Linked DNA regions of Homo sapiens: all the other regions are linked to region 2. The links are chromatin loops, found by intact Hi-C in ENCODE. Cell type or tissue: PC-9. All regions are shown on one strand. Each heading gives the region's core, and the rest is flanking DNA. Links, peaks and the distances in the headings are about the cores only. Region 1 overlaps THRAP3 (thyroid hormone receptor associated protein 3). Region 2 holds the start of LOC107984940 (a long non-coding RNA gene). Region 3 has its middle 6.8 kb from the start of CSF3R.

The links. Hi-C counts contacts between places; a loop is a spot of excess contacts. Peaks named below come from ENCODE experiments on the same cell type or tissue, not always from the same donor. Only the 100,000 strongest peaks of a DNase experiment are listed, where the experiment ranks them.
Region 1: a loop joins it to region 2, with 18 times the contacts of the local background. A loop is called at or near these places in 1 of 110 quality-filtered maps.
Region 3: a loop joins it to region 2, with 4 times the contacts of the local background. A loop is called at or near these places in 1 of 110 quality-filtered maps.

Annotation. Positions count from the first base shown.
Region 1 is chr1:36,256,594-36,264,294 of GRCh38, reverse strand. It overlaps THRAP3 (thyroid hormone receptor associated protein 3), which reads right to left. Exons shown (of 12, transcript NM_005119.4): 2 at 4,811-4,913. Among named protein-coding and RNA genes, the nearest start is that of THRAP3, 36 kb to the right of the region's middle. RefSeq lists silencers at 3,440-3,596, 6,626-6,685. In PC-9, for the core only: no CTCF peak of the experiment used is centred there; DNase peaks (open chromatin) are centred at 5,434 and 6,714; H3K4me3 peaks cover 2,434 bases; H3K27ac peaks cover 3,956 bases.
Region 2 is chr1:36,430,414-36,441,656 of GRCh38, reverse strand. It overlaps OSCP1 (organic solute carrier partner 1), which reads left to right. Exons shown (of 10, transcript NM_145047.5): 2 at 2,747-2,901; 3 at 9,068-9,235; 4 at 9,775-9,855. LOC107984940 (a long non-coding RNA gene) reads right to left here and starts at 5,792. Exons shown (of 3, transcript XR_001737976.2): 1 at 5,704-5,792. In PC-9, for the core only: no CTCF peak of the experiment used is centred there; a DNase peak (open chromatin) is centred at 4,556; H3K27ac peaks cover 3,313 bases.
Region 3 is chr1:36,484,098-36,495,340 of GRCh38, reverse strand. No RefSeq gene overlaps it. Among named protein-coding and RNA genes, the nearest start is that of CSF3R, 6.8 kb to the right of the region's middle. RefSeq lists a silencer at 2,419-2,713. In PC-9, for the core only: no CTCF peak of the experiment used is centred there; DNase peaks (open chromatin) are centred at 8,220 and 8,560; H3K4me3 peaks cover 655 bases; H3K27ac peaks cover 2,415 bases.

The DNA.
Region 1 (7,701 bases), core at 2,702-7,701, 180 kb after region 2:
TAAACTATGTTTAGCCACAGAACCAGAGTGGTTGGAGGGAGAGATTTAGGAACTTCCCTGGGAGTAAACAGATTTCATAACTGATTCTATTTTCTTGCTATTTATTAAAACCTGCCTACAAGAAGGAGAATGGCGTGAACCTGGGAGGCAGAGCTTGCAATGAGCTGAGACTGCGCCACTGCACTCCAGCCTGGGCGACAGAGCGAGACTCCGTCTCAAAAAAACAAACAAACAAAAACCAAATCTGCCTACAAGTAATAAGTGATCAGGTATCTTCCTACACAGCAATAAAGCATTTTATATCTTTCCTGGCTAAATTAGCATGTGTCACACTGAAGAGGTGTGCTAGAAGGAAAGGTCGTATTATCAAGAAAGACCTAAGTCAAAAGGTCACATTCACCTTTGGAAGACAAATCTCTTCGATGCTGGATGTTAGCAGGGAAAATCAACAGCAAGCTAAAAGTTCACTTAGAACTTTTTCATCAAAACATCCCCAGTGTAAGCAACTTGAGATACTCCTCTGAGAATTCAGTCAATGCGTGTCTATTAAGCTCAGGATCATCTATGCAATTAATCATTGGGGAAACAAAATGAATAGCACAGCTGGCGGCTTAAAAAAAATATTCAATTCACCCCAGAGGCTCCTCTCCTATGTCTCTCAGGGACAGTAACAGTAATTTTAGCCCCCATTTTAAATGAGTATGTTACCATTGGGGAATATTTTCTTCTCAATTCTTAAGAGAAATTCTCAGCTTTCCTAACTTAATAAAGACACTATAATCTATATTAACTAACGACCTGTGGTTTCCTTCCAGCTCTCATTATGATAAATCTTTTCTAAGCTAAATTAAGCAGCCAATCATGACACTTAACTATTTTTAAAAATGGAATTATTGTCCAGGTGCAGTAGCTCACCCCTGAAATCCTAGCACTTTGAGAGGCCAAGGCGGGTGGATCACTTGAGCCCAAGAGTTTGAGACCAGCCTGGGCAACATAGTAAGACCTCATCTCTACAAGAAATACAAAAATTAACTGGGCATGGTGGCTTGTGCCTATAGTCTCAGCTACTCAGGAGGCCGAAGCAGGAGGATCACCTGAGCCTGGGAGGTCAAGGTTGCAGTGAGCCGTGATCAAGCCACTGCACTCCAGCCTTGGCGACAGAGCCTCCAAAAAATAAATAAAATAGGCCGGGTGCAGTGGCTCACGCCTGTAATCCCAACACTTTGGGAGGCCAAGGTGGGCAGATCACGAGGTCAGGAGATAGAGACCATCCTGGCTAACACAGTGAAACCCCATCTCTACTGAAAATACAAAAAAAAAAAAAAAAAAAAAAAATTAGCCGGCCCTGGTGGCGGGCGCCTGTAGTCCCAGCTACTTGGCAGGCTGAGGCAGGAGAATGGCGTGACCCCGGGAGGTGGACTTGTAGTGAGCCGAGATCGCGCCACTGCACTCCAGCCTGGGAGACAGAGCAAGACTTCATCTCAAAAAAAATAATAATAATAAATAAATAAAATAAAATAAAATAAAATAGAAGCATTACTATTAAAGCCTTGGGCTAAACACTGATAAATACTGTAATCACCTACAGAACTTTAAAAAAATATCCATCCATCAAGATTCTAATTGAAGAAACTGAGAATGGGATTCAGAGCCAGTGGGCCATGGACATTCTTTGCAGATCACCCCCATACTGATATACAGACATCCACTGTTTACAAAGAGTTCTACATAAAGCCTGGATAGAACTACAGTAGGAGAAATAAGCTGTTTGACAGCTTTTACAGACAATGGTCTTTTTAAGATCAAATCATCTTCCCAAAGATGATCACATGGAGGTTTAGAGGAGGAAAAAAACGTGTGTGTTAGATTTATTTTGTTTTATATTACTATATCACTGTTTTGTATTATGTTTGGAATGTGGCAGGCCATCATTCATTAACTTAATCATACTAGTTTATCTGTTCCTTCAGAAGTATGAACTCTTAGAACTGTACCATCCAATACATATGTAGACTCAGCACGTGAAATGTGGCTGATCTGAACTGAGATGAGCTACAGGTATAAAATAAACATGGGATTTCTAAGGCTTGGTATAAACAGAAAGTAAAATATCTCACCATTCTTTATATCACTTATATGTTGAAATAAGAATGTACTGGATATATTGAATTATATAAAACATATCGTTCAAATTTATTTCATCTGTTTTTTTAAATGTGACTACTAAAATGTATTAAATGACATGTGGCTCACATTCTTCTTTTGAGCAGCACTGTCCTTGAGAACAACGATGATTATATCTTCAAATTGAGAACCCAATCTAGTACTGTCCAGTCACTTTTAGATTTGTCATTTATACTTGCCATTTCTAGTCTCTACCCACTAAGCCTTTCCTGTTGCAGTAACTCTCCACATGAGTTTGGGGGAGCAGCGGAGATGTCTTAAATACAAACACAACTCTACGTAAGAGACCAAAAATGATTTAAAGATCTACTACCATTTTGGATCATACTAATCATCTAAGTTTACAAAAGAAATCAAGGAGAACCCGACCGGTTGCTTCCACTTAAAATTATTTAAAATACTACTCGAAGCTATCTAGAGACACCAACTCCACCTCAGGTAGATCCACACACTCAACCAGAACTTAGTCCAGATACATGTGATCAGTGTAGTTCGTCTCTCTGGGATTTCCTTTTGGAATAGCATATGAACTGCTTACAGAAATGGCTCTAATTTTTTATTTTATTTTTACTTTTTTTGAGATGGAGTCTCGCTCTGTCGCCCAGCCTGGATTGCAATGGCGCGATCTCAGCTCACTGCAAGCTCCGCCTCCCGGGTTCACGCCATTCTCCTGCCTCAGTCTCCCGAGTAGCTGGGACTACAGGCGCCCACCACCGTGCCTGGCTAGTTTTTTTGTATTTTTAGTAGAGATGGGGTTTCACCGTGTTAGCCAGGATGGTCTCGATCTCCTGACCTCGTGATCTGCCCGCCTTGGCCTCCCAAAGTGCTGGGATTACAGGCGTGAGCCACCGCACCCGGCCTAATTTTTGTATTTTTAGTAGAGATGGGGTTTTACCATGTTGGCCAGCTGGTCTCGAACTCCTGGCCTCAAGTGATCTGCCCTCCTCGGCCTCCCAAAGTGCTTCGCTTACAGGTGTGAGCTACTGCGCTTAGCCCAAGATAAAATTTATAATATAGCCAAAATGCTTAAATGTATTGTGGAAGATTTACACTTATGGTTAGAGTTTAGGGAGAAATTACTGATAAAGACATAGAAACTAAGCAAAATAGACAAAAAGATTATTAAAAACAGAAAACAAATAGTTGTACAAAAAAGGAAAAGTAAACACAACATGTAAAATGACTGGGCTGTGAATAAGCGCTACGTAATCATAATAATGTTGTAAACCATGATACTGCCATGACTAAAATTATATTATAACCAGAGTGCCTTTTTTTTTTTTTTTTTTGAGACGTAGTCTTGCTCTGTAGCCCAGGCTAGAGTGCAGTGGTGCGATCTCAGCTCACTGCAAGCTCCGCCTCCTGGGTTCACACCATTCTCCTGCCTCAGCCTCCAGAGTAGCTGGGACTACAGGCGCCCACCACCACGCCCGGCTAATTTTTTGTATTTTTAGTAGAGATGGGGTTTCACCGTGTTAGCCAGGATGGTCTCGATCTCCTGACCTTGTGATCCGCCCGCCTCGGCCTCCCAAAGTGCTGAGATTACAGGCGTGAGCCAGGTGCCTGGCCCCAGAGTGACAATTAATGTTGGCATGTGAGGTGGTCAGGTAAGCCTACCAAAAACGACCACTATTTAAGGAGTGAAGTTAATAAATAATAACAAACACTGTAAAGCAAAAGAGGCTTATTATTTAGAGAGATATACCAAAAGGAACTGGAGAGTTGAAAATGACTGCTTCTAAGGGGCTGGGAAGGGGAGTGGGGAAGGACTGCTGTTTTTCATAAAGAGCCCTAGGGAGCTGATGGTCTGGTATGTCTACTATAGTGTTTTTGCAAATATATACAGCTTTTGTTTGTTTTTGTTTTTCTGAGACAAGGTCTTGCTCTGTTGCCCAGGCTGGAGGGCAGTGGCAAGATCTCGGCTCACTGTAACCTCTACCTTCTGCATTGAAGTGATTCTCCTGCCTCAGCCTCCCAAGTAGCTGGGATTACAGGTGCCTGCCACCATGCCTGGCTAATTTTTGTATTTTTAGTAGAGACGGGGTTTCACTATGTTGGCCAGGCTGGTCTCGAACTCTTGACCTCAAGTGATCACCTGCCTTGGCCTCCCAAAGTGCTGGGATTACAGTCAGGAGCCACCACGCCTGGCCCCCAATTTTAATTAAAACAAGTATATATCCAAGTAACATAAGCATGAAAAGGGACTGCTTCCCAAAATATTAATGATTACAGATGTCAAGTTTACCGACAGCCTTTTTCAAACGAATACTGTTTCATAAGAACCCAGAACTTCCATTAACGAATCATCTGGATAATCAATTCTTTTTCTTTTCTTTTTTTTTTTTTTGAGACAGGGTCTTGCTGTCACCCAGGCTGGAGTGCAGTGGCATGAACATGGTTCACTGCAGTCTCCAACTACTGAGCTCAAGCTATCCTTCTGCCTCAGCCTCCCAAGTAGCTGGGACCACAGATGTGTATCACCAGGCCTGGTTAAATTTTTTTATTTTTTGTAGAGACAGGATCTCACCATGTTGCATAGGCTGGTCTCGAAATAATCAATTCTTAACGTAAGATTGGTTTTACAAATTAGTGAAGTTATTAGTTTCTTTTACCACCATGCTTTTACCTTATTTGAACAATGATTCAACTCGTACTGGATCCCAGACACTACCCCAAAAGAACACCCGCAGCACCACTGGCTTCTTCACTTTACAAGTCAGCATACACTTCTGAAATGAGAGAAAATAAGTAGTGATAAAATGGCTACCCAAATGCAGATTCTGTTACTGATGCTCAAAATCTATAAACACAAACCCTACTTTAGCCCTCAGCTTTACTCCAAAAGGACCCAAGCTTTTCTCTCAAAGTATGAGATGGTCTGCCTCTGTCTGACAGGTTTTCATTCATCTAACCTCCTACAGTATGGAAAGCAAAAGCCTTCCTTACTGTAACCTGATACTTTCACTGGCAATATTTCAGGTGCTAAGGTTTTCATTATGCAAGACTAATTCACAAGCTCCACAAAACTCAACCTGGTGAACCTGACAAAAATCAGATGTTTAAAATAAGAAAGCAATGAACAGAAGTATATTAAAATGAATTTAACAAATGCATTTCAAGGTAAAGTAACTCTCCGTACCTACCCATAAAAGCACAAAAATTCCCTTCTGCTCCAGTTGTCTATTCCCAGATCTATGAACATGGTCATACATCAAAGCTATGTCCAGCGTTTTCCAAAACAAACAGGAAAAACAAGTTCCAAGACCAGCAAGCTCATGTAGGTAATTAGATGTCCTCACTCCTGCCTTATCAAAACTTTGTTGTTATTCTTATTACAGGGGCAGTGGCTCACGCCTATAATCCCAGCACTTTGGGAGGCCAAGGCGGGCGGATCACGAGGTCAGGAGATCGAGATCATCCTGGCTAATATGGTGGAATCCCGTCTCTAGTAAAAATACAAAAACAAAATTAGCCAGGCGTGGCAGCAGGCACCTGTAGTCTCAGCTACTCAGGAGGCTGAGGTGGGAGAGTGGCGTGAACCCAGGAGGTGGAGCTTGCGGTGAGCCGAGATCGCGCCACTGTACTCCAGCCTGGGGGACAGAGTGAGACTTCGCCTCAAGAAAAAAAAAAATTACTAACAGGATAATACTGTTTTATCCAGATGAGGCTTAGTATTCAGATCCTTTACCAAATAACAATGTCGGTATGTGTTTCTTTATTAATGTAAGTACAAATATAGCACTTTAAAAAACTCACTCAAAATACTTTTTCATGTCTTCTCGCTATGTATTCTTCTAATTCAGCCTAGGTTACATCAGCCAAAACTTCTTCCCCTGATTCCTCACTCCAGAGGCACAGAGGGCTCACATCAGTCAGCTCTGCCTAGCTAGTGAGGGAAATCCCATGTCTGCTACAGGACTGCAAACTGCTCTTATGCTGTAACATGTTGAATTTAAAAAACAACCTATTCCAAGCCGGGCGTGGTGGCTCATGCCTGTAATCCCAGCACTTTGGGAGGCCGAGGCGGGCGGATCACGAGGTCCAGAGTTCAAGACCAGCCTGGACAACATGGTGAAACCATGTCTCTACTAAAAATACAAAAAGTAGCCGGGCATGGTGGCACATGGCTGTAATCCCAGCTATTCGGGAGGCTGAGGCAGGAGAATCCCTTGAACTCGGGAAGCAGAGGTTGCAGTGTGCCGAGATCGTGCCATTGCACTCCAGCGTGGGTGACAGAGCGAGACTCTGTCTCAAAACAACAAAAAAACACAATCTATTCCAATACATCCATCTTTCCCTCTAATTCTAACCAGATGGCAAAAGTACACACACATAAATCTCCCATTTTATTACTCCATCATATTTCCTATTAATTAACCTCTTCTTGGATATTGGCAAGAATTTTATCATTCCAACAAGTCTTCAATTCCCCATTGTTGCGATGAGTGAATAAGCAAATCTGAGGCTCTGGCCTTTAGTTACTCTGTGACAGCGAAGAGACACCTGAAACCCTGAGTCACCCCCTGCCACCACAGTTGCCCTCCTCCTGCCTAGCCTGTCCTGCATGTCATCTGGCCAGCCACAGGCATACTTGTCAGCCTCTATCTCCTGAACCTCCTTTGGCCAAACAGCAGTGTATTAGCAAGGAGACTCCACAATAGACCCTCTTCCCTTCTACACATTACTAATTGTCCACTTATTCAACAAATAATTTATTAAGTACTGACTACATGCCAGGCACTATTCTAAACACTGGAGGTTCAATAATTTAAAAGTCCCTTCATGCCTGGAACTGACATTCTAGTGAGCAGATGAGGGCACCTGGAGGAGTAAAAGTTATACAATTTTATATCACGCATTAAGGGAAGGCCTCTCTCATGAGACAGCTGAGCAGAGACGGAAGAAAAAGAGTATACTGGGCCTTATCTGAGGAAACAGCAAATGCAAAGACCCTGGGGAGGAAACATGCCTGACTGTCTGAGGAAGAGACAAAAATAAGAATGTCTGCAATGTTGGCCAAGCGCGGTGGCTCACACCTGTAATCCCACCACTTTGGGAGGCCGAGGCGGGCAGATCACCTGAGGTCGGGAGTTCAAGACCAGCCTGACCAACATGGAGAAACCCCGTCTTTACTAAAAACACAAAAAATTAGCCTGGCGAGGTGGCTGGTGCCTGTAATCCCAGCTACTCAGGAGGCTGAGGCAGGAGAATCACTTGAACCTGGGAGGCAGAGGTTGTGGTGAGCCGAGATCGCACCACTGCACTCCAGCCTGGACAACAATAGCGAAACTCTTGTCTCAAAAAAAAAGAATGTCTGCAATGCAAACGGTTACCAATGAGCTGTTGGTAGATCAGGTCAGAAACACAGCTGAATGGACAGGGCCTTGCAATCAAAGTAAGGACTTTGGTTTTCCTCTGGGTAATGAGGGCAGCCACTGGAGTGTTTAGAGCATAAAATAGGAGCATAATTATGTTTCAAAATACCACAAACTGCAATGATACATGCTCGCTGCTGCG
Region 2 (11,243 bases), core at 2,622-7,621:
GCCTCAGCCTCCCGGTAGCTGGGACTGCAGGCGCCCGCCATCACGCCCGGCTAATTTTTTGTATTTTTTTTTAGTGGAGACGGGGTTTCACAGCGTTAGCCAGGATGGTCTCGATCTCCTGACTTCGTGATCCGCCCGCCTCGGCCTCCCAAAGTGCTGGGATTACAGGCGTGAGCCACCGCGCCCGTACGCTAATTAAATTTTTTAAAAAAACTATTTCTCAGGTTTAACCTAAAGATGATGTGCTGCTTCTCTAGGGCCAGGATAACATCTCCTTCCTCTTTGTGCCTGTGGTGTTTATTTCACTGTCTGGTACCTAATAGGTCTGCCTCAACCAAGGGCTGGGTGAAGCAAATTGTAAGACAAAAACATGTTAACGTGTGCCTCCATCTTATTTCCAAAGAGTGAAACGAGAAGAGGGAGCCCTAGGTGTCGTGGCCCAACCATTAAACTGCCATTTCCTCTTTGGGGGCATTTGTACTCACTGCTCTGCCCACAAGGACAGACCCCGCCGTCCTCTTCCCAGCAGGTGAACTGTCTGGATGCTGGCGCCAGGAGCCATGGTGCTCCAGAGCTTCTTCACTTCCCACGGGGAAAGACTTCATTTTGCTTTTCACTTTGCCCGAGTAGCTAACAATCACCTTGGGGTATTCTTTCGTCCAGAACTGATTTATCTGGGTGTAAGCTATTTCCCTAGCTCCTAATAAGGGCTCAAAGACCCCAGAGAAATGACTCAGCACCTAGGTGAATAGCAGCCCTTTGTAAGCATTAACCTAACCAGAGTTGATGTGATGCTTCAACTTGAATTCTTCTTTGGCACTCCTCCTCCCTGGCTTACGTAAGTCTGTGGAAAATTCTTCATATTCTCTCTTTTGAGGACTTATGTGTGGCTTTTCAATTGTGCCTGTTTCCTTGCAAATGCTACATTTTATGTAGGCTATGGTAAGAAAAAGGTTAGAAAACCCAGTTTATTGCAGGTTCTTTCTTGTTTCAGTGCAATGGAGGTGGTCAGGCATGAGGCAAACCTGACAGAGTTCTATGTCTCTCCAAGCTGTCCACGGTGGGGAAATGTTAGGGCACATCAAGGGCAAGCTGGGATGGTTTGAAATTGTCAGATGTCAGGGACATCCTGTGTTGGTAATGGATTTGGTTCTCCCTCACTGAGTAATAGGATCAAGTCTAGTGTAAAATCTAAAGGTCAAGTGTGAGTTTAGCATTTCTGTATGGAGCCACAGTCAGTTCATTTGTGTCACCGGGGGTGTGTGTGTTGGGGATGTATCCCCTCTCCCCTCTCTCTGTAGCTCTTCCATTTAAGATTTAAGTACAACCAGCCCTCAGCTCCCCCTTCCCCCATAAAATGTGTTGAAATGCTTTAAAATGCGGGCCTGAGCCCTCCGGGTACTTCTGTCAATTACTTACAGGTTGAGAGTGCCTAAAATAATCACTTCACTGCTCTACCTTGCCTCTGCTCTAAAGAGACATGGCCACAGGCAGTCATCTGGAGTGTCCTTTGTGTTCAGCAAAAGAAGAAGGAATTTCTATATTTCAATAATAACCACTCATGTTTAATAAGTGATTTTGTATAATTATTTTAAGTAACCCAGTTTTCTTTCAAATTTGAATTTCTGTAAGTGTATATTCTCAGTATCCACATATGCTCACATTTAGGCGAGGATAACTGGTTTAATTAAGGATAATCTATGTTCAACCATACCTCTTCCTATTTCTCATACCTGAGGGTTTTCTTGGCCCTTAACTAGTGATATTTCATTTCAGTAGTGCAAAATATCTAGATGAATGAAGACCTAAAACTATAGACACTTTAGTTTGTACACTTCTTTCTCACCAGAGGGAAATTTTCCATTTGAACAGCAGTGTGAGATATAGCACTACACTGTAGTATCAAGATTATAGATCAAATGTGGAAATTAAGGCATTCAAAAATGGTGCTATTCAAAGTACATGTCTTATAGCAACATTACAAGTGTTTTAATCTCTAACCAGTGGGTAGACTTGTCTATTTTCAGGAGGTATTATTAAGAGTCAATTACCATTGTTGGTCCCATTTTTATAATATTTAATTTTAAGTAAAAATGTTTAGATTTGGTTTTAAAAATTATAGGAATTTTTATTTTTATTTTATTTTATTTTTTTAGACAGGATCTCCTTCTGTTGCCTAGGCTGGAGTACAGTAGCACAATCAGAGCTCACTGCAGCATTGAATTCCTGGGCTCAAGTGATCCTCCTGCCTCAGCTTCCAGGCCCGCCACCACACCCAGCTAATTGCTTTCAATTTTTGGTAGAGACAGGGTCTAACTATGTTGCCCAGGCTGGTCTCAAACTCCTGGCATCAAGTGATCCTCCAGCCTTGGCCTCCCAAAGCGCTGGGATTATAGGCGTGAGCCACCACACCCAGCCAGTAATCTTTTTTAAAGAAAGAAGAAATATTCCTCTTATCATCAAGTGAGATAATATTTATATAAGGAGTTTATAATCTCTGAAGCACAACACATTAGTGCCTTGTCTTCATTTATGTCTTCCCTGAAATGGTGTCATAAAGCACTCTCAGAGCCCTGCTTTCTACCGGGACACCTGTGTGGTCCCCTCAGGGAGCTGATCTCACCAAGCATACAGCATCCCAATTCTGTACTGTACACGCTCAGCTCCTGTACCTGCACACAAAGAGCATTTCGGGATAGGCTTGCTTCAGTACTTTGCTCAGCTGTGTTCTCTCTTGTCTCTGCAGTTCTGAATGACATCATCTCCACCATGTTCAATAGAAAGTTTATGGAGGAATTATTCAAGCCTCAAGAGCTCTACTCCAAGAAGGCCCTGAGGACTGTCTATGAGCGCCTGGCTCATGCCTCCATTATGAAACTGAACCAGGCCAGCATGGATAAGGTGAGCAGACAGCTGCCTTTGTCATCTTGGTTGCATTTTTTGTACCTTTTGTGGATGATCATAGACTGGGGTCACATGAGATGATGTATGCAATGGTCCTTGCAAGAAACAGGCATGTGTAAATACTAGTAGTTGTTGAGTTTCAGAGTGGGAAAGACCTCAGAAATCATCCACAACAACCCCTCTGTTGTTTATGACATTCCACCTGCCCAAAGAGAGTGCTGGGTTTTATTTGTTTGATTTGTTTTGGGTGTTTTTTTGTTTTTGAAATGGGGTCTCACTCTGTTGTCCAGGCTGGAGTGCAGTGGTACAATCATAGCTCACTGCGGCCTTGATCTCCCAGGCTTGAGCAATTCTCCTGCCTCAGACTCCCAAGTAGCTGGGACTACAGGCACATGCCATCACACTGGCTAATTTTTTTTTTTTTTTTTTTTTTTTGAGATGGAGTTTCGCTCTTGTTGCCCAGGCTGGAGTGCAATGGCGTGATCTCGGCTCACCACAACGTCCGCCTCCCGGGTTCAAGCGATTCTCCTGCCTCAGCCTCTCAAGTAGCTGGGATTACAGGCATGCGCCACCATGCCAGGCTAATTTTGTATTTTTAGTAAAGACAGGTTTTCTCCATGTTGGTCAGGCTGGTTGCAAACTCCCAACCTCAGGTGATCCACCCGCCTTGGCCTCCCAAAGTGCTGGGATTACTGGCATGAGCCACCGCGCCTGGCCACACTGGCTAATTTTTAAATTTTTGTAGAAATGGGGTCTCACTTTGTTGCCGAGGCTGGTCTGGAACTCCTGGGCTCAAGTGATCTTCCTGCCTCAGTCTCCCAAAGTGCTAGGATTACAGGTGTGGGCCACTGCACCCAGACAAGAGTGCTGGCTTTCATGCCCATATTTATGAACCCCAGGAATACATGCCTTAACACAATAAAAGCACTCAACCCTGAGTGGGCATGGTGGCTCACACCTGTAATCCTAGCACTGGGAGGCCGAGACAGGCGGATCACTTGATGTCAGGAGTTCGAGACCAGTCTGGCCAACATGGTAAAACCTCATCTCTTCTAAAATTACAAATATTAGCTGGGTGTGGTGGCATGCACCTGTAATCCCAGCTACTCAGGAGGCTGAGGCAGGAGAATCACTTGAACCCAGGAGGCGGAGGTTGCAGTGAGATGAGATCACACCACTACACCCCAGCCTGGGCGACAGAGTAGGACTTCATCTCAAAAATAAATAAGTAAAATAAATAAACAATTTTTAAAAAGCACTCAACCCCAAAACTTTAATTCTGCCTCATTCTTCACAAATCTCAGCTCTGCAATGTAGAAACCAGATATTTTTTAGAGCAAGTTCAAAAACAGTCTTTACTCATAATGTGAACATATCTATTTCTTTGGGAAACAAAGTATTGGGATGCTGTGATTTTTTAAATAATAATTCCTTCAAGAATATATCTACCTCTGAATAATAATGATAATAATAATAATAATAATTCCACATAAATAAATGGCAGAGGACAGACAAGTCTGTTTAGAAGAATTCCAAATGATTTATGTAGATACTCTGCCCTCAGGGAGGGAGAGTGTAACTCCCCCTCCTTAGGTGGGGGCTGCACTTTAAAGAGTACAGTATGGAAAGGAGGGAAGAAATAATTAGCTTTACAGTAGAGAAACTTGATAAACTACCCCAACCGGATGGTCAAGGTAACATCAACAGTGATGAGTCAGGTTGCCAGTATGTACCCTGACATGATGTGATGAAAATGGAACTTCACCTCTGTGGTCTTCCTCCCCAAAACTCCAAACCCCAGGCTAACCATAAGAAAAACATCACACAAATACTGTTGGTTGGTCATGCTTACAAAATACCTGACCAGTACTCAAAACTATCAAGGTCACCAAAGTCAAGGAGAGTCAGAGAAACTGTCCAGCCAAGAGGAGCCCAAGGACACAGGACAGCAGAATAGAATGTGGTGTCCTGGATGGGATTTCAGAACAGAAATAGGATGTCAGGGGGAAACTAATGAAATCTTTAAAGTTTGGTCTTTAGTTAATGTAAAATATAATAATAATTCCTTTACAACTTCTCCCACCATGTGAAAGAGGACTACCAGGCACAGTGTCTTGCAGCTCTAATATCAGTGCTTTGGGATTGAGGCCAGGAGTTCAACACCAGCTTGGGCAACACAGCAAGACCAAATCTCTACAAAAAAATTTTAAAAGACCAGGTGTAATGGCGTATGCCTGTAATCCCAGCACTTAGGGAGGCCAAGGCAGGAGGATCGCTTGAGCCCAGGAGTTCAAGACCAGCCTTGGCAACATAGCAAGACCCTGTCTCTAAAAAAATAGAGAGGGCCGGGCGCGGTGGCTCACGCCTGTAATCCCAGCACTTTGGGAGGCTGAGGCGGGTGGATCATGAGGTCAAGAGATCGAGACCATCCTGGCTAACATGGTGAAATCTCGTCTCTACTAAAAATACAAAAAAAAAAAAATTAGCCCGGTGTGGTGGTGGGCGCCTGTAGTCCCAGCTACTCGGGAGGCTGAGGCAGGAGAATGGCGTGAACCTGGGAGGCGGAGCTTGCAGTGAGCTGAGATCACGCCACTGCACTCCAGCCTGGGGGACAGAGCAAGACTCCATCTCAAAAAAAAAAAAAAAAATAGAGAGAGAGAGAAAGAAAAATTTTAAAAATCATGATGACTGATGGTGGGAGTTAGACTTGCAGAGTCAGCACTCACTTATTACTGGTACTTAGAAGACTCAGGGAGACAGACTGCCTTTAACTGGGCCCTCTTACCTCTTGCCACTTACCTTTGGAAAGTTACTTTAACTCGGCCAGGCGCGGTGGCTCATGCCTGTAATCCCAGGACTTTGGGAGGCCGAGGCAGGCGGATCACGAGGTCAAGAGATCGAGACCATCCTGGCCAACATGGTGAAACCCCGTCTCTACTAAAAATACAAAAAATTAGCTGGGCATGGTGGCAAGTGCCTGTAATCCCAGCTACTTGGGAGGCTGAGGCAGGAGAATTGCTTGAACCCGGGAGGCAGAGGTTGCAGTGAGCCAAGATCGCGCCATTGCACTCCAGCCTGGGCAAAAAGAGCAAAACTCTGTCTCAAAACAAAAAAAAAAAAGTTACTTTAACTCTCTGAGCCTTCATTTTCTCATCTGTAAAATGAGGATAATAAATGCTACTTCATCAATTATTAGGATAATTAAGTGAGAAACATACCTAGGCCTGGCATATAGCTGTTCAATAAATATTAATTATATTTTCAGTTCTGCTTGCTCTTCTCTCTCTGCCTTTAAAAAAGTTTAGAGACTGAGCACAGTAGCTCACACCTGTAATCCCAGCACTTTGAGAGGCCCAGGTGGAAGAATCACTTGAGCCTGGGAGTTCAACACCAGCCTGGGCAACATAGCAAAAACCCGTCTCTAATATTTTTTAACATATTAAAAAAAAAACCATAGTGAGACCTCATCTCTACTAAAAATTAGAAGAACTAGCTGGTCACACAGTGGCACACAACTGTAGTCCCAGCTACTCAGGAGGCTGAGACAGGAGGATAGCTTGAGCAGGGGAGGTTGAGGCTTCAGTGAGCTGTGTTCACGCCACTGTACTCCAGCCTGGGTAACAGAGTGAGACCCCCATGTCAAAAAAAAAAAAAAAAAAAAGAAAAAGAAAAGAAAAGAAAAGGAAGTTTAAATTTCCATAGAGGAAGGACACAGAACTTAGAATTAAAAAAGCTGAGTTTAAGCCTTAGCTCTACCAGTTACTAGCTGTGAGACCCAATTTACTGAATTACTCTGAACTGGCATTCCTTCATCTTATACCTGTTTTTATTCTTTATTTCTAGCATGGTTTCCTATATACGAGCACTTAATGTTTGACAATGATGGCAGAGTCTCAAATCTGTATCTCCAGTATTGTACTTTCCCAATCCCCATGCACACACACCAGGCTATTCCTGTTTTCTGGGGCTTGTTTTAATTTCTTTTTTTTTTTTTTTTTTTTTTGAGACAAAGTCTCACTCTGTCACCCAGGCTAGAGTGCAGTGGCACTAACTCGGCTCACTGCAACCTCTGCCTCCCAGGTTCAAGCAATTCTCCTGTCTCAGCCTCCTGAGTAGCTGAGATTACAGGCACGCACCACCACACCCGGCTAATTTTTGTATTTTTAGTAGAGATGGGGTTTCAACATGTTGGCCAGGCTGGTCTCGAACTCCTGACCTCAGGTGATCCACCCACCTCGGCCTCCCAAAGTGCTGGGATAACAGGCGTGAGCCACTGCATCTGGCTAGCTATTCTGGTTGTATGCCACCTTCTAAGTGGAAATGTTTGGCTGCAGGTAGGAGAAATGGGATTGTGTAGCAGGGTCCTGGCAAGTGCCTTAGAATCTGATAGTCTTGAGGTCAAATATCATTCTGCACTTACCAGCAATATGAAATTAGGCAAGTTTCCTCATTATTAAACTGGGCTAATACCTACCTCATAGAGTTCTTGTGAAGAATAAATGGGATCAAATGAGGTAATATATATACACGTGCTTGGCATGACACTCAGATGGTAGTTGTTTATCGTTTCAATCCTGCCCCAGACATGTCCTTAAGTTAACCGTCCATCTTCTCTCCTGGCTCTTCCGCTCCCACATCCCTCAGACGTCTTTTCCTCCATCAATAGCATCATCCCTCCCCACCCGCACTAGGCTGAAAAGGTGCAGTCCTTCTGGACAACCCTGATCATCATCCCCCAAATCTAGGCAGTCACCACCTACTGACAGCTTTTCCTTCTAAATATCGCGTGATCTTCCTTTCCCTGACTTCTCCGTTCCCACTATCTTTTTTCCAGGCCTTAAGTCTGGATTGCTCCAACAACATTTCTTTCATTCATGCAATCAGTAGATATTTATTGTAATCTTTTCAGGAACCAGGTGCTAGCTACTCCCCCTAACTAGTCTCTCCCTTCTGTCACAGCTCATCATTGCCAGATCTCGTTCAGTCACCACTTTGATCATGTCAGCCCAGAAAACTTTAACCCCCTAACTTCTACTACATCTAGTCTAAATTATATTGTGTATCTCCCCAAAAACTTTATTCTATTTTTAATAATTCAGCTTTTATTTTATATTCAGGAGGTACATGCACAGGTTTGTTACATGGGTATATTGCGTGATCCTGAGGTCTGGGGTACAAGTGAGCCCATCAGTCAGGTAGTCAGCATAGTACCCAATAGTTAGTTTTTCAGCCCTTGACCCCTACCTCCCTCCCTCCCTCCCCATTCTTGCAGTCCCCAGTTTCTATTGTTGCCATCTTCATTTGCCATACTTACCCAGCTTTATTACCTGCCATCCCCAACACAAACTGTCCTCAGGCCATTCTCCTCTTTCTCCCAGAAAAATAACATACTCATTGCTGCCTCCAGGCCCTCACATGTACTGTTTCCCTCAACTGGAATGTCTTTCCTCTGCCCTCAGCCAATTTAAATCCTGCAGCTGCCTCGAGGGCTATATAAGGCCACTTGTACCACAAAGCCTGCCTTCACCACTTTGGTCCCCACCAGTTCCTCCCTTCTGATCTTTCATGTATGGTCATACCACACCTATGTGGAGATGGCTTGTTGATATCCACATAGTTCATCATTTAAAATGATTCTTATAAAGTTGTAGAACTCTATGCTTGCCACTTGCACACATATTGCCTCATTTATTGCTCTCAGCACCTCTGCAACATTGGGAAATTAGAGAGTATTTTTTTACAGATGAGAAAACTCAGGCCCAAAGAGGTTAAGAAACTTGGCCAAGGTTATACAATAAGTTAGGAGGAAAGGAGTACTTAAATTTGCATTTTCTTTCTCCAGATCCAGTGCTCACTTTGGGACTCCGCTGCTGCCAATATTATTTCAGACGTATCCCATTAACAATACACATCAGGTGACCAGAAATCCTGGTTTGCCCAGGAATGTGCTGGCTTACTCCTGTTTTCCTGGCTTAATTATTAAAAGCACCCGCCTTGACTCTCAGAAGTGTCTTGGTTTGGGTGATAAGTGATATGGTCCCCCGAGCTGTATGGCAAGCCCAGAGTTGGTTTTCAGTAAATGCTTGACTGAATCACTGTTTGGAGATTCTCACACCTGATTTTGATATGATCCCATTTCTTTTGCTTGTGTGTGGGTTGGCAGCTCTATGACCTGATGACCATGGCTTTCAAATATCAAGTATTGCTGTGTCCCCGACCCAAGGATGTGCTGCTGGTCACTTTCAATCACTTGGATACCATCAAGGGATTCATCCGAGACTCCCCAACCATCCTGCAGCAAGTGGACGAGACTTTGCGGCAGCTGACAGAAGTAAGAGTGCCATCAGTGTCTCGCCTCTCAGCCCCAGTACTTTTTCTCATCCCTCTGTTAAGAACAGGTAGATCTATGACAGAGAGAACAGGATGAGGAATGGCAAAGCCTGCCACTCTCCCAGAACATTCTGAAAAGCAATCCGTGTCCATTTTGGTAATGTAACAGGCATCATCATCTTATGTCCTCTTACTGATGCCTTCACAATTGGAAAAGCAATATACAGAGCATAGCCATTTTCTCCTCACTTTTCGGAAAGGGACTTGGTGGTGGATGTTCTGCTAAATCTTGGGGAACAGGCTCTCCAGGTCTGTGGAGAATGGGAGACAGGAAGTGTACCCCTGCTCAGGTGTGGGGTAACAGGCTTTGTCACCGTGGAGAGGCAGCACTGCTGGTCTCCCCGCTGCCCCTCCTGCCCAGCAGCCCAGTCCTCTCCTTACCTATCTGGCTCCCATCCCTGAGTACCCATCTGCCCTGCCGGTGCGTACTACTCATCCCTCTTGGAAAGTGAAGTGCTGCTTTCTGCTTGCCTTTGGCAGATATATGGTGGTCTCTCTGCAGGGGAGTTCCAGCTGATCCGGCAGACACTCCTCATCTTCTTCCAAGACCTGCACATCCGAGTAAGTCAATAGGCAGCCCTGGGAACACTCAGGAGCTGCTGTACCAGGGAAACAACCCTGGTAGTCATGAGGGCAAACAAGGACGGAGATTTTGCCCAGTTAGTGATGTCCTCAGGGTTTGCCTCTCTAATGATAAAGATATTGATAATACATCTCAGCAGTTTTTAAATGGACCAAGGAAGACAGTGATGCTGCCATTCTTTTTTGATTACCTTGTGAGTTTCTTGGAAATATAGTTTCTTCTGTTACTTCTCCAGAGGAAATATGCTGTCAAGTCAACAGCCTGATCTCAACTGCAAAACCTTTTGTTGAGCTGTATCCTCCTTGACCTCTCCAGTACTGACACTGTCAGAAGGCTGCCCCTCCTCCATGGAACTCTCACCTTTCCAGGTCTTTCATGGCTCTGTACCATCCTGGGCTTCCCTTCCCTTCCCTCTCCCATCTCAATGCCTCTTACTCCTTCCTCTCCCGCCATCTGTCTCCAAACCTTACTCCTGTCTCTACCCACCTCCTGCTAATTAGGCATCTCCTTCCTCACCCTTTTGTCTACCAACTCCTCTGCCTGTGACTCCTGAGTCTAACCTCTACTCTACCCTGGCCCCACCCCTGCCCTCCAGACTCACATCTCCACCACCTTGCTGAAACTTCCCACCAGGATGCCCACCAGTGCCTACAACTTGCTGTCTGTAGCTAAACTAATCTCCACAGTTCAGGTGCTGCCCTGACTTTCTCATTTCTTTTGAGGGCACCACCACCATTCTCCTACTCACTTGACTCAGAACCAGAATGTCACCTTTGATTCCCCTTCCCTGATCTTCATCCAATTGCTTCTAAGACCCATAGAGTCGGCGGAGCGCAGTGGCTCACGCCTGTAATCCCAGCACATTGGGAGGACAAGGTGGGCAGATCACCTGAGGTCAGGAGTTTGAGACCAGCCTGGCCAACATGGTAAAACCCCATCTCTACTAAAAATACAAAAGTGAGCCGGGCATGGTGGCAAGCACCTGTAGTCCCAGCTACTCAGGAGGCTGAGGCAGGAGAATTGCTTGAACCCAGGAGGCGGAGGTTACAGTGAGCCGGGATCGCACCACTGCACTCCAGCTTGGGCGACAGAGGGAGACTCCGTCTCAAAAACAAACAAACAAACAAAAATAGAGTCGGCCTTGTCAATATCTACACCCTCTTTTCCTTTTTTTTTGAGGCAGTGTCTTACTATGTTTCCCAGGCTGGTCTCTAACTTTTGGGCTCAAATGATCCTCCTCCCTCAGCCTCTCAAAGTGCTAGGATTATAGGTGTGAGCCACCATGCCCTGGCACGCCTTCCTCTCCATCCCTGTTGCCACCATCCTGGCTCAGGCCCTCATACTCTTGTGGGCTATGCTTCCCAAC
Region 3 (11,243 bases), core at 5,180-10,179, 51 kb before region 2:
TTTAAGACCAGCCTGGGGAACATGGCCAGACCCCATCTCTCCAAAAAAAAATTTTTTTAATTTAGCCAAGCTTGGTGGTGTGTGCCTGAGGTCCCAGCTACTCAGGAGTCTGAGGTGGGAGGATCACTTGAGCCAGGGAGGTCGAAGCTACAAGGAACCATGTTTGTGCCACTGCACCCCAGCCTAGGTGACAGGATGAGACCCAGTCCAAAAAGAAATAATCCAACCCGTGAAGCTCTGCTGGGCGGGGAGATGGATGGACAGGACTGCACAAATCCTGGAGCACAGGTAAGAGAATCTTCAGTGAATTAATGCCGGGATCCCGAGGGGGAGAGAAAGGAAGGGAAGTGAGGAGGAGGTGATAGATGAGGAAATAGAGGGAGCAGAGCCTGGAGGCCTCTCCGAGTTTAGAGAGCAGGAGCTGTGGGGGTGAGGGGGTGAGAGATGGACGGAGGGAGGCCCATGGACAAAGAGGAGGTGTTGGAGTGGAAGGTTCTAGAGGTTGAGCAGATCCAGGTGATGGCAAGGTCCATGATGTAAACAAGATATTGGGTGTCTAAAATGGAAAAGCCCTTAGAGATAACCCAGTCAAGGAATTGAAAACCAGTGGGTCAGCACAGCACACTTGTGGCCAGTAAAGTTCCCCCAGATGGTGGCAGGATGGGAGTAGAGAGAAAGACTGTGAGGGGCTACTCATGTCAAGAGACAGAAGCCAACCGGGTGCCATGGCTCACGCCTGTAATCCTAGCCCTCTGGGAGGCCGAGACGGGTGGATCACCTGAGGTAAGGAGTTTGAGACCAGCCTGGCCAACATGGTGAAACCCCATCTCTACCAAAAATACAAAAATTAGCCAGGCATGGTGGCAGGCACCTGTAATCCCAGCTACTCGGGAGGCTGAGGCAGGAGAATCACTTGAGCCCGGGAGGCGGAGGTAGCAGTGAGATGAGATCGTGCCACTGCACTCCAGCCTTGGTGACAAGAGCAAAACTCCATCTGAAAAAAAAAAGACAGAAGCCAAGTAACTGGAGGCCAGCAGGAGGGTGATGGGGAGTCGTAGAAGGTGGTGCAGCTTCATAGAGCAAGAGCCTTAAATGAGGATACTGGAGTCACATCTGCATGTAACACATCTGGAATCAAGAGGAAATCCAACCACATTTCTGGATCCTGTCATTTCTGGTTCCTGGAGTTTGGGAGAAGGAGCTGCCTCCATTCATAAGGGCTGCAGGGTGATAGTGTGGTATCCTTAGGGATGGCAGGCATTCAGAGGTCCTGTGAGAAAGTTTGCTTGCCACAGACCATTACAGCCTGGGGTTTTATTTACACACTACCCTAAGGTCCAAGTGCAGGGCCTGATTGGTAGTAGGTGCTCAAAATTTTTTACTGGATTAATGACTGAATGGGTGGATAGGTGAGTGCATGGGTGGTGGCTGGATGAATGAATGGATGAGTATGATGGGTAAATGGATGGATGGATAAGTGGTGGGTGGACGGATAGACTTATGGACAGATGGATGCATGGATAATAAATGGATGAATTAGTGGGTGAATGGATGGATGGTAGGGTGGATAGATATACGGATGGACAGATGGATGCGTAGATGATGGATGGATGACTGAGTTGATAGTTAGATGGTTGGATGGAAGGATGGATGGACGGACGGACGGACAGATGGATGGACAGACAGATGGACAGACAGACGGACGGATGGATGGATGGGTAGGTGCATAGATGAATGAATGGGTAAGTAGATGGGTGAATAAATGGGTGAGTGAGAGGGTGAATAGAAAGAAGAGCTCATGGGGCACGGGAGTGGGTAAATAAATAAGTGCATGAATTGAATAAACTGGACATTCCAGGAAACATAGAATAGCCTGGGAGGTCAGAGATGTGATAGAGATAACACATCCAGCCTCACCTCAGCAGTCTAGACCACTCATAAGAACAGTATAACCACAAGGAGGCTGCAAAAGCCACCATCCCTCTACTCCCTTGTGCCCCCCAACCTAGAGGCTTATCTATGGGCAGGAGCCCCCATCTGTGTCCCCTGGTTCCAGGCTGCAATGGCAGAGGACATGGGACCAAAGGAGCAGACTGGCTACCTCTGGAAACTCCTCTTCCTTCTCAGGATCCAGGTCAGACTCCCCAGGAAGCAGGGGAGAATGCTGGCCTTAGGCTCTGATCCCAGAATCTCTGAACCTGCCTTTGCCTCTCTCTGTCCTTACACAGGTCATTTGACTTCTCTTGGCCACTCTTCCTGGCAAGAATTTTAGGAAAAATGGCCCTGTCTTCTCCCTTCCACCTGCCCACCCCAGTGCTGTGGGGACATAAACCAGCTGCCCGATGGGAAAGGGGGCCTCAGACCCCAGAAAGATGGGTCCAGCTCCCTCACCCAAGGAAGCCCACTAATAGGGCAGTAACTGGCCTGGCCTAGGGACTCTTTCCCGCACCCATCCCCATCCTCCTGCCACAGGGTTGTAGAGGGAATAGGTTTCCTCTGAGCCAAGATAAGCATACGAGCTTCATCTCCCTTCAGTCTCTGATTCCGCATCACCCCGACCACCAGGACCATGCCCCTCCCCAGCCATACCACGGCAGGCCAGGCCCGGAGAGCAGAGATAAGGCCCTCCTGACCAGAAGACCACAAGCAGGGGATAAGAGGGAGGGGAAGTCTTCTCTTCTGCCCACTCAAAGCTAGAATTCTGCTTCCTTCCCCAGAGGCAGGCCCCGGGAGAGCATCTGGGCAGCCATCCCAGCCTCTCTGCAGCCTGGGGAGAGAGGCTGGGGTGTTTTGCCCACCAGTATTCGGTATCAACGACGTCCTAATTAATTCATTTCTCATTTTGGGGCACCAATCAAAGGAAGGAAATCCTGCTCAGCTGAGCACCAGGGAAGCAGGAGAATGCAGTGCTGGCTGCCACATGTTGGAAGAGACCTCCAGATCTCTCAGTAGGTAACTGGATGGCCACAGGGGCCCCAAGGCCTGAAAATCCAGGTCCAACATCCAAACTGTACAGCAACCTTTCATGGACACCTCCTCCATGCCAGACCTCATGTTGGGTACTGAGGTAACGGATCCATCCCAGGCTTCACAGAGCATCTCGGAGCAACGCCTAATGCAGCCTGGGAAATCTGGGAAGCCTTCACAGAAGAGGTGACATGCCAGCTGGATTTTGAGGGATGAAAGAGATTTCTTCAGACATAGAAATAAGGGAAGGACATTCTGAAGCAGAGGGAAACTATGAGAAGAGGCCTGGAGCCATGAAAAAAGCAGCACATGATTAGACGATGATAGTAACTGGAATGGTTGAAGTGTCAGGTTCATGAAGAGGAAGAGGGCCAGGCGCGGTAGCTCAGACCCGTAATCCCAGCACTTTGGGAGGCCAAGGCGGGCAGATCACGAGGTCAGGAGATCGAGACCATCCTGGCTAACACGGTGAAGCCCCATCCCTTCTAAAAATACAAAAAATTAGCCGGATGTGGTGGCACATGCCTGTAGTCCCAGCTACTTAGGAGGCTGAGGCAGGAGAATCGCTTGAACCCGGGAGGTGGAAGTTGCAATGAGCCGAGATTGCACCTCTGCACTCCAGCCTGGGCAACAGAGCAAGACTCTGTCTCCAAAAAATAAATAAATAAATACAAAACTACCAGGGCGTGGTAGCACATGCCTGTAATCCCAGCTACTCGGGAGGCTGAGGCAGGAGAATCGCTTGAACTCAGGAAGCAGAGGTTGCAGTGAACCGAGACTGAGCCATTGCACTCCAGCCTGGGCAACAAGAACGAAACTCTGTCTCAAAAAAAATAAAAAATTAATTAATTTTTTTAAAAATGAAGAAGAGGAGTTGGGAAAGGGAGTATCAAGAGATGAGGCTCTTGGATCTACCCAGATAATCCAAGATAATCTCCTCATCCCAACATCCTTAAGCTTAATCACATTTTCAAAGTTCTTTTGACATGTAAGGTGACATATTCACAGGTTCCAGGGATTAGGACCTGGACAAAAAAGAGAGAGAGATGAGGCTGCAGGGTGAGGAAGGATTCAGGGTCTGGTTTTGAAGGGCCTCAGAGGACATGAGGAAGACTTAGAAGTTTAGCCTATGGACAGCGAGGAACCAATGGATGGATGATTTTCTTTTTTTTTTTTTTTGAAGGAGTTTCGCTTTTGTCGCCCACACTGGAGTGCAGTGGCACAGTCTCAGCTCACTGCAACCTAAATACAACAGAAATTCCCTATAATTCCCAAGGACAGGCCATAGTTGAAAGAACTAATAGAACACTCAAAACTCAATTAGTTAAACAGAAAGAAGGGGAAGACAGTAAGGAGTGTACCACTCCTCAGATGCAACTTAATCTAGCCCTCTATACTTTAAATTTTTTAAACATTTATAGAAATCAGACTACTACTTCTGCAGAACAACATCTTACTAAAAAGAAGAGCCCATATGAAGGAAAACTGATTTGGTGGAAAGACAACAAAAATAAGACATGGGAAATAGGGAAGGTGGTAACGTAAGGGAGAGGTTTTGCTTGTGTTTCACCAGGAGAAAATCAGCTTCCTGTTTGGATACCCACTAGACATTTGAAGTTCTACAATGAACCCATTGGAGATGCAAAGAAAAGCGCCTCCACGGAGACGGAGACACTGCAATCAAGCACCATCAACTCACAAGATGAACAGAATGGTGATGTCAGAAGAACAGATGAAGTTGCCATCCACCAAGAAGGTGGAGGCGCCGACTTGGGCACAATTAAAGAAGCTGACACAGTTAACTAAAAAAAAAAAAGCCTAGAGAACACAAAGGTGACACAAACTCCAGAGAACATGCTGCTTGCAGCTTTGATGATTGTATCAACTGTGGTAAGTCTCCCCATGCCTGCAGGAGCAGCTGCAGCTAATTATACCTACTGGGCCTATGTGCCTTTCCCGCCCTTAATTCAGGCAGTCACATGGATGGATAATCCTGATGGGAGATAGGCTCATGAGCCTAGAACATCGTTTCCAGTTACAGTGTGACTGGGATACATCAGATTTTTGTATTACACCCCGAGTTTATAATGAGTCTGAGCATCACTGGGACATGGTTAGACGCCATCTGCAGGGAAGAGAAGATAATCCCACTTTAGACATTTCCAAATTAAAAGAACAAATTTTCGAAGCATCAAAAGCCCATTTAAATTTGGTACCAGGAACTGAGGTAATCGCGGGAGTTGCTGATGGCCTCACAAATCTTAACCCTGTCACGTGGGTTAAGACCATCGGAAGTACTACTATTGTAAATTTCATATTAATCCTTCCCCAGAGGCAGGCCCCAGTCTGCAGGTGTACCCAGCAGCTCCGAAGAGACAGCGACCATCGAGAACAAGCCATGATGACAATGGTGTTTTTGTCTAAAAGAAAAGGGGAAAATGTTGGGAAAAGAAAGAGAGATCAGACTGTTACTGTGTCTATGTAGAAAGAGGTAGACATAACAGACTCCATTTTGTTCTGTACTAAGAAAAATTCTTCTGCCTTGAGATGCTGTTAATCTGTAACCCTACCCCCAACCCTGTGCTCACAGAAACATGTGCTGTGTCGACTCAAGGTTTAATGGATTTAGGGCTATGCAGGATGCACTTTGTTAAACAAATGCTTGAAGGCAGCATGCTTGTTAAAAGTCATCACCACTCCCTAATCTCAAGTACCCAGGGACACAAAACACTGCAGAAGGCCACAGTGACCTCTGCCTAGGAAAGCCAGGTATTGTCCAAGGGTTCTCCCCATGTGATAGTCTGAAATATGGCCTCGTGGGAAGGGAAAGACCTGAGCGTCCCCCAGCCCGACACCTGTAAAGGGTCTGTGCTGAGGAGGATTAGTAAAAGAGGAAGGCCTCTTTGCAGTTGAGATAAGAGGAAGACATCTGTCTCCTGCTCCTCCCTGGGCAATGGAATGTCTCGGTGTAAAACCCGATTGTATGTTCCATCTACTGAGATAGGAGAAAACCGCCTTAAGGCTGGAGGTGAGACATGCTGGTGGCAATACTGCTCTTTAATGCATTGAGATGTTTATGTATGTGCACATCAAAGCTCAGCACCTTTTTCTTAACCTTATTTATGATACAGAGACATTTGTTCACATGTTTTCCTGCTGACCCTCTCCCCACTATTACCCTACTGTCCTGCCACAACCCCCTCTCAGAGATGGTAGAGATAATGATCAATAAATACTGAGGGAACTCAGAGACCCGTGCCTTCGCGGGTCCTCTGGAGCACCAGTCCCCTGGGCCCACTTTTCCTTCTCTATACTTTGTTTCTGTGTCTCTCTCTTTTGTCAGTCCGATGAGAAACACCCACAGGTGTGGAGGGGCAGGCCACCCCTTCAGGGTCTGGTTTTGAAGGGCCTCAAAGGACATGAGGAAGACTTAGAAATTTAGCCCATGGACAGCGAGGAACCAATGGATGGATGCCTTTTTTTTTTATTTTTTGAAGGAGTTTTGCTTTTGTCACCCACACTGGAGTGCAGTGGCATGGTCTCAGCTCACTGCAACCTCCACCTCCCGGGTTCAAGTGACTCTCCTGCCTCAGCCTCCCGAATAGCTGGGATTACGGGTGCCCACCACCACGCCTGGCTAATTTTTGTATTTTTAGTAGAGATGGGGTTTCACCATGTTGGCCAGGCTGGTCTCGAACTCCTGACCTCAGGTGATCCACCTGCCTTGGCCTCCCAAAGTGCTGGGATTACAGGCATGAGCCACAGCGTCCAGCCAATTTTCTGTTGGGTGGTGACATACTGGAATTCACAATTTGGAAGAAGCACTCCAGCTAAGTATAGCAAGGGTGTATCCCAGGAATGAAGGCAGGGAGACCAGGAGGAAGCCGAGACGTCATCCAAGGAGACAACAATGATGGACTGGCTTCCTGCAGGGGCCATAAGGTGGGAGAGAAGGGACAAATCGCACTGGAAGGAGCGACAGACTGGATGTAGGGGGTGACCAGCAGGGAGGTGTTCAGGACCAGTTTAAGTTTCTGGATTCACCAGGACAGAAAAGCAGGTTTTTAGGAGAAAACATGGAGGAGCTCAGCTGGGAGGCGTGTTTAGTTTTGATGTGTGTGGAGCTTCAAGGGGAGCTGGGGGTCTGAGAGGCAGGACTATGAGGTGCTACTCAGGGTCATGCAGCATCAATATCATCTGTGGGTCTAGAATGCAGGCCTTCCCTCCCCACCACCACCACCACCGTCATTCCCAGGCCTGGGCCACCTTCTACCTCTGTTATGGCACCCATTCCAGCCTCCATGTCTTTGTTCTCACTGTTCCCCTGCCCAGCATACCTCCCCTCTTCCATACAAGTCCCACCCATCTGTTCAGTTCCCACCTCAACCAAGTGGTTAGAGCAAAGGTCCGAGGTCAGAGGTGGATGGGGCCTGAAAGAGTGGTGGTGAGTGTGGCAGAAAATGCAGAAGCCTTATTTAGAGCCCAGCTCAGCCTCAAAATGGCTGTGGGACATGAGCAGGTCACGTTCCCTCTCTGGGCCTCAGCTTCCCAACCTTTCAGGGATGAATAAGGAAAGATCCTTGAAGTTACAGATCTGGAAAGCGCCATAAGGTAAAACATCATCAGGACACTGAAGGTATACCACAGGACACACTCTACAAATGAGGAGAAAGCTTATGAAAAAAGACTTAGTGGCCCAGTGCGGTGGCTCACGCCTATAATCCCAACACTTTGGGAGGCCGAGCAGGCGGATTGCCTAAGGACAGGAGTTCGAGACCAGCCTGGCCACCATGGTGAAACCCTTTCTCTACTAAATATACAAAAATTAGCCAGGTATGGTGGCAGGCGCCTGTAATCCCAGCTACTTGGGAGGCTAAGACAGGAGAATCGCATGAACCTGGGAGGAGGAGGTTGCAGTGAGCCAACATCGCGCCACTGCACTCCAGCCTGGGCAAGAAGAATGAAACTCTGTCTCAAAAAAAAAAAAAAGAAAAGAAAAAGAAAAAAAGACTTAGTGGCATTTTCTCTGAGCCTTGAAGAATGAGTAGAATTTCAGCAAGTTGAGGTGGAGGTGAGGGAGGGCACTCGAGGCAGAGAGAACAGCCTGAGCAAAGGCCAGGAGGCGGAAAGTTCAGGGTGGGTTCAGGGAAGAAGGAGTGTCCAGTTTCTTTCTAAGTCAACAGCTCAAGGGCTTTTTGTAAGTGGGCTGTCCAAGCGGAGCAGCCTCCAGTAAACACCTGTTTGCACAATCGAGGTCACACACAGGGGCGCGTTTGCACAATGACCTGTTTGCACAATCTTAGCTGCCTGCTGTATTCCAGCCAACCCCGGCCCTGGCAGCTGAGCACCACAGCCTCAACTTCCGGGCACTCACCCCAGCTTGCCCACCTGGACCCCGCCCCGGCCCCTCTGAAACAAGCTGCTCCTTGACCTACCCAGAAGCCCCACACATCACAGGCAGTAACAGAAACAGAAACAACTCGGGGCTCAGTAGCTAGGCTGCCAAGAATAGGGTTCCCTCACCAGCACTCCCTTACCCAGGGTTTCCAACACACAGAGGCCTTGTCTGATGGAGGAGGGGCGGGAGGCAGGACAGCTGGAAGAGGAAGTATCCACAAAGCCGACACTGGGTGCGGGTAGAGGGGATGACTCCTCGTCTGTCTTGTGCTCTTCAGTGCACCATAGTAAACACTTATTAAGCATTTACTGTGTTCCTGGCTGTGTTCCACAAGCCTTACGGTCACTGATTTCTCTCAAGAATCCTATGAAGCCAATACTGTTAGCCCCATTTTACAGATGACAAAACCGAGGCTTAAAGAGATTAAACATTTGTTTGGAGTCACACAGGCAGCAAGTGGCAAATTGAAGCAGCCTGACTCCTCAGCTCATCATCTTAACCTCAGTACACTCTAAAGAAAGCTCTTCCTTAAATCTAACTTTCATTTCCTTAAATCTAACTTTTATTCTGGCTGCTGCAGCTCCATTTCCTGGTGCAGGTCCTCAACAGAGAATGGAGCACAAAGGAGAATAGTAGAATCTCCCTCCTAAATATTGAATTATGCAGAAGGGAACAAAGGAAAGCAACTTTATTGAACACCTACTATGCGCTGGTTACCATACTAGGCATTGTATTTCTGATAGCTAATTTAATTATCACAAAATCCCTGGGAGGAGTTATTATCACTGTGACAGATTAGGAAACAGAGGCTTGGAAGAGGTAAACACCATCTCCAAGGTTCTGCAGCCCAACAGATATGCATTGAGTATCCTCTGTGTGTCCGGCACTGTACTGAGGCTAGAGAGGCAGAGGTGAGAATACAGTTTCTGCCCTCAAAGAGTTCACAGTATAATGGAGGAGGCAGGCGGCCAACAGCCTACTACAGTATTACAGGATGAATGGGGAGAAGGGCCCCTAATTCAGCTTGACTAAGGTGTGGAAGCCCAGAGGGATGCTGAGCTCAGGCTGGATGCTTGAACTGGGTCAGGAACAGGACTCAGCCAGCAGGAGGTGACAGGCGCTCCGCAGAAGAAAGGCACAGGGTTGTTCCAGAGCCTGGGGCAGGCAGGGAAATACTAGTGAATTTGGCATGACCGGAGCATGACGGGCTGGATCTGAGGAAGCAGGGGCTGGTGAGGCAGGAGAGGGAGGCGAGGGTAACTTGCATGTCCGGTTCAGGAGTTAGGATGTGACGACGGGCCTCTGAAGAAAGACAGGGAGAGGAGAAGGATTGCAGGGCCATTGGCAAGGCTGAGACGGGAGCTCCATAAAGGCAGGAACTAAAACTGTGTCTCACCATTGTGTCCCTGCACCTGCTCCAGGAGCAAGTTCTCTGAATGATGAACAAAAGGCCCATTCTCCTTCATTAAGAACTGACTGGGGCCAGGCGCGGTGACTCATGCCTGTAATCCCAACACTTCGGGAAGCCGAGGCAGGCAGATCACTTGAGGCTAGGAGTTCGAGACCAGCCTGGCCAACATGGCAAAACCCTGTCTCTACTAAAAATACAAAAAAATTAGTCGGGCGTGGTGGTGCGTGCCTGTAGTCCCAGCTACTCAGAAGGCTGAGGCAGGAGAATCACTTGAACCTGGGAGGCAGAGGTTGCAGTGAGCCGAGATCGCGCCACTGCACTCTAGCCTGGGTGGCAGAGCGAGACTCCATCTCAAAAAAAAAGAATGAAAATAAAAATAAAAAATAAATTTAAAATGACCAGAAGGCCAGGTGCGGTGGTTCACGCCTATAAAACCAGCACTTTGGGAGGCTGAGGTGGGCGGATCACTTGAGGTCAGCAGTTCAAGACCAGCCTGGCCAACATGGTGAAACCCAATCTCTACTGAAAATACAAAAATTAGCCAGGCATGATGGCAGGCATTTGTAATTCCAGCTACTTGGGAGGCTGAGGCAGGAGAATCACTTGAACCTGGGAGTCAGAGGTTGCAGTGATCCAAAATCGCGCCACTGCATTCCAGCCTGGGTGACAAAGTGAGACTCTGTCTCAAAAAAAAAAAAAGAAAGAAAGAAAAAAAAGAACTAAAAGAACTGACTGGACATGGGAATGTGGAGAAAGGGTTGTAAGGAATGACTCCTGAGTCCCTGAGCTGCATGACTAGGGAGAGGAGGGGATGGTGGTTAATTCACCATGACAAGGTACGTGGGGATTAGAGACAGATTTGGTGAAGTGGGGGAAGATTCATCCAGTTGATCATTCATTCAACAAACACGCATGGAGGCCTTACTGTGTGGCAAGCAGTGTTATAGACACTGGAGATAAAGTTTTGAACAAAACAGATAAAAACTGTTGCTCTTATGGAACTTTCAGTCTAGTGGGGATTGAGACAGCCAATATCAGATGGTGAAAAGGGATTTGGGGGAGAGAGAGATAGGGAGTGGGAGGGAAGGGGCTTGCAAATTTTGAAAAGGGTGCTCAGAGAAGGCCTCAATGAGAAAGTGACATTTGAGCAAAGACCTGAAGAAGGGGAGGGACCAGCCCATGTAGCTATTTGCGGGGGAAAGAGTCCAGGCAAATGAAACAGCAAGTGCAAAGGCCCTGAGGCAAGAGACAGCATAACAAGTTCAAGAAGCAAAGAACACAGAGTAGCTGGAGCAAGGCAGCAAGGGGGAGAATAACAGGAGAGGGATCCAGGAGGTAACAGGGATACCAGGTTTTGTAGGGCCTTGTAGACCATCCAAAGGGCTTTGACTTTGACTCTGAATGAGACAGGAGCCATTGGAAAGGTTGGGACGAGGATGGGCTGATCAGACTTCTGTTTGATTGATA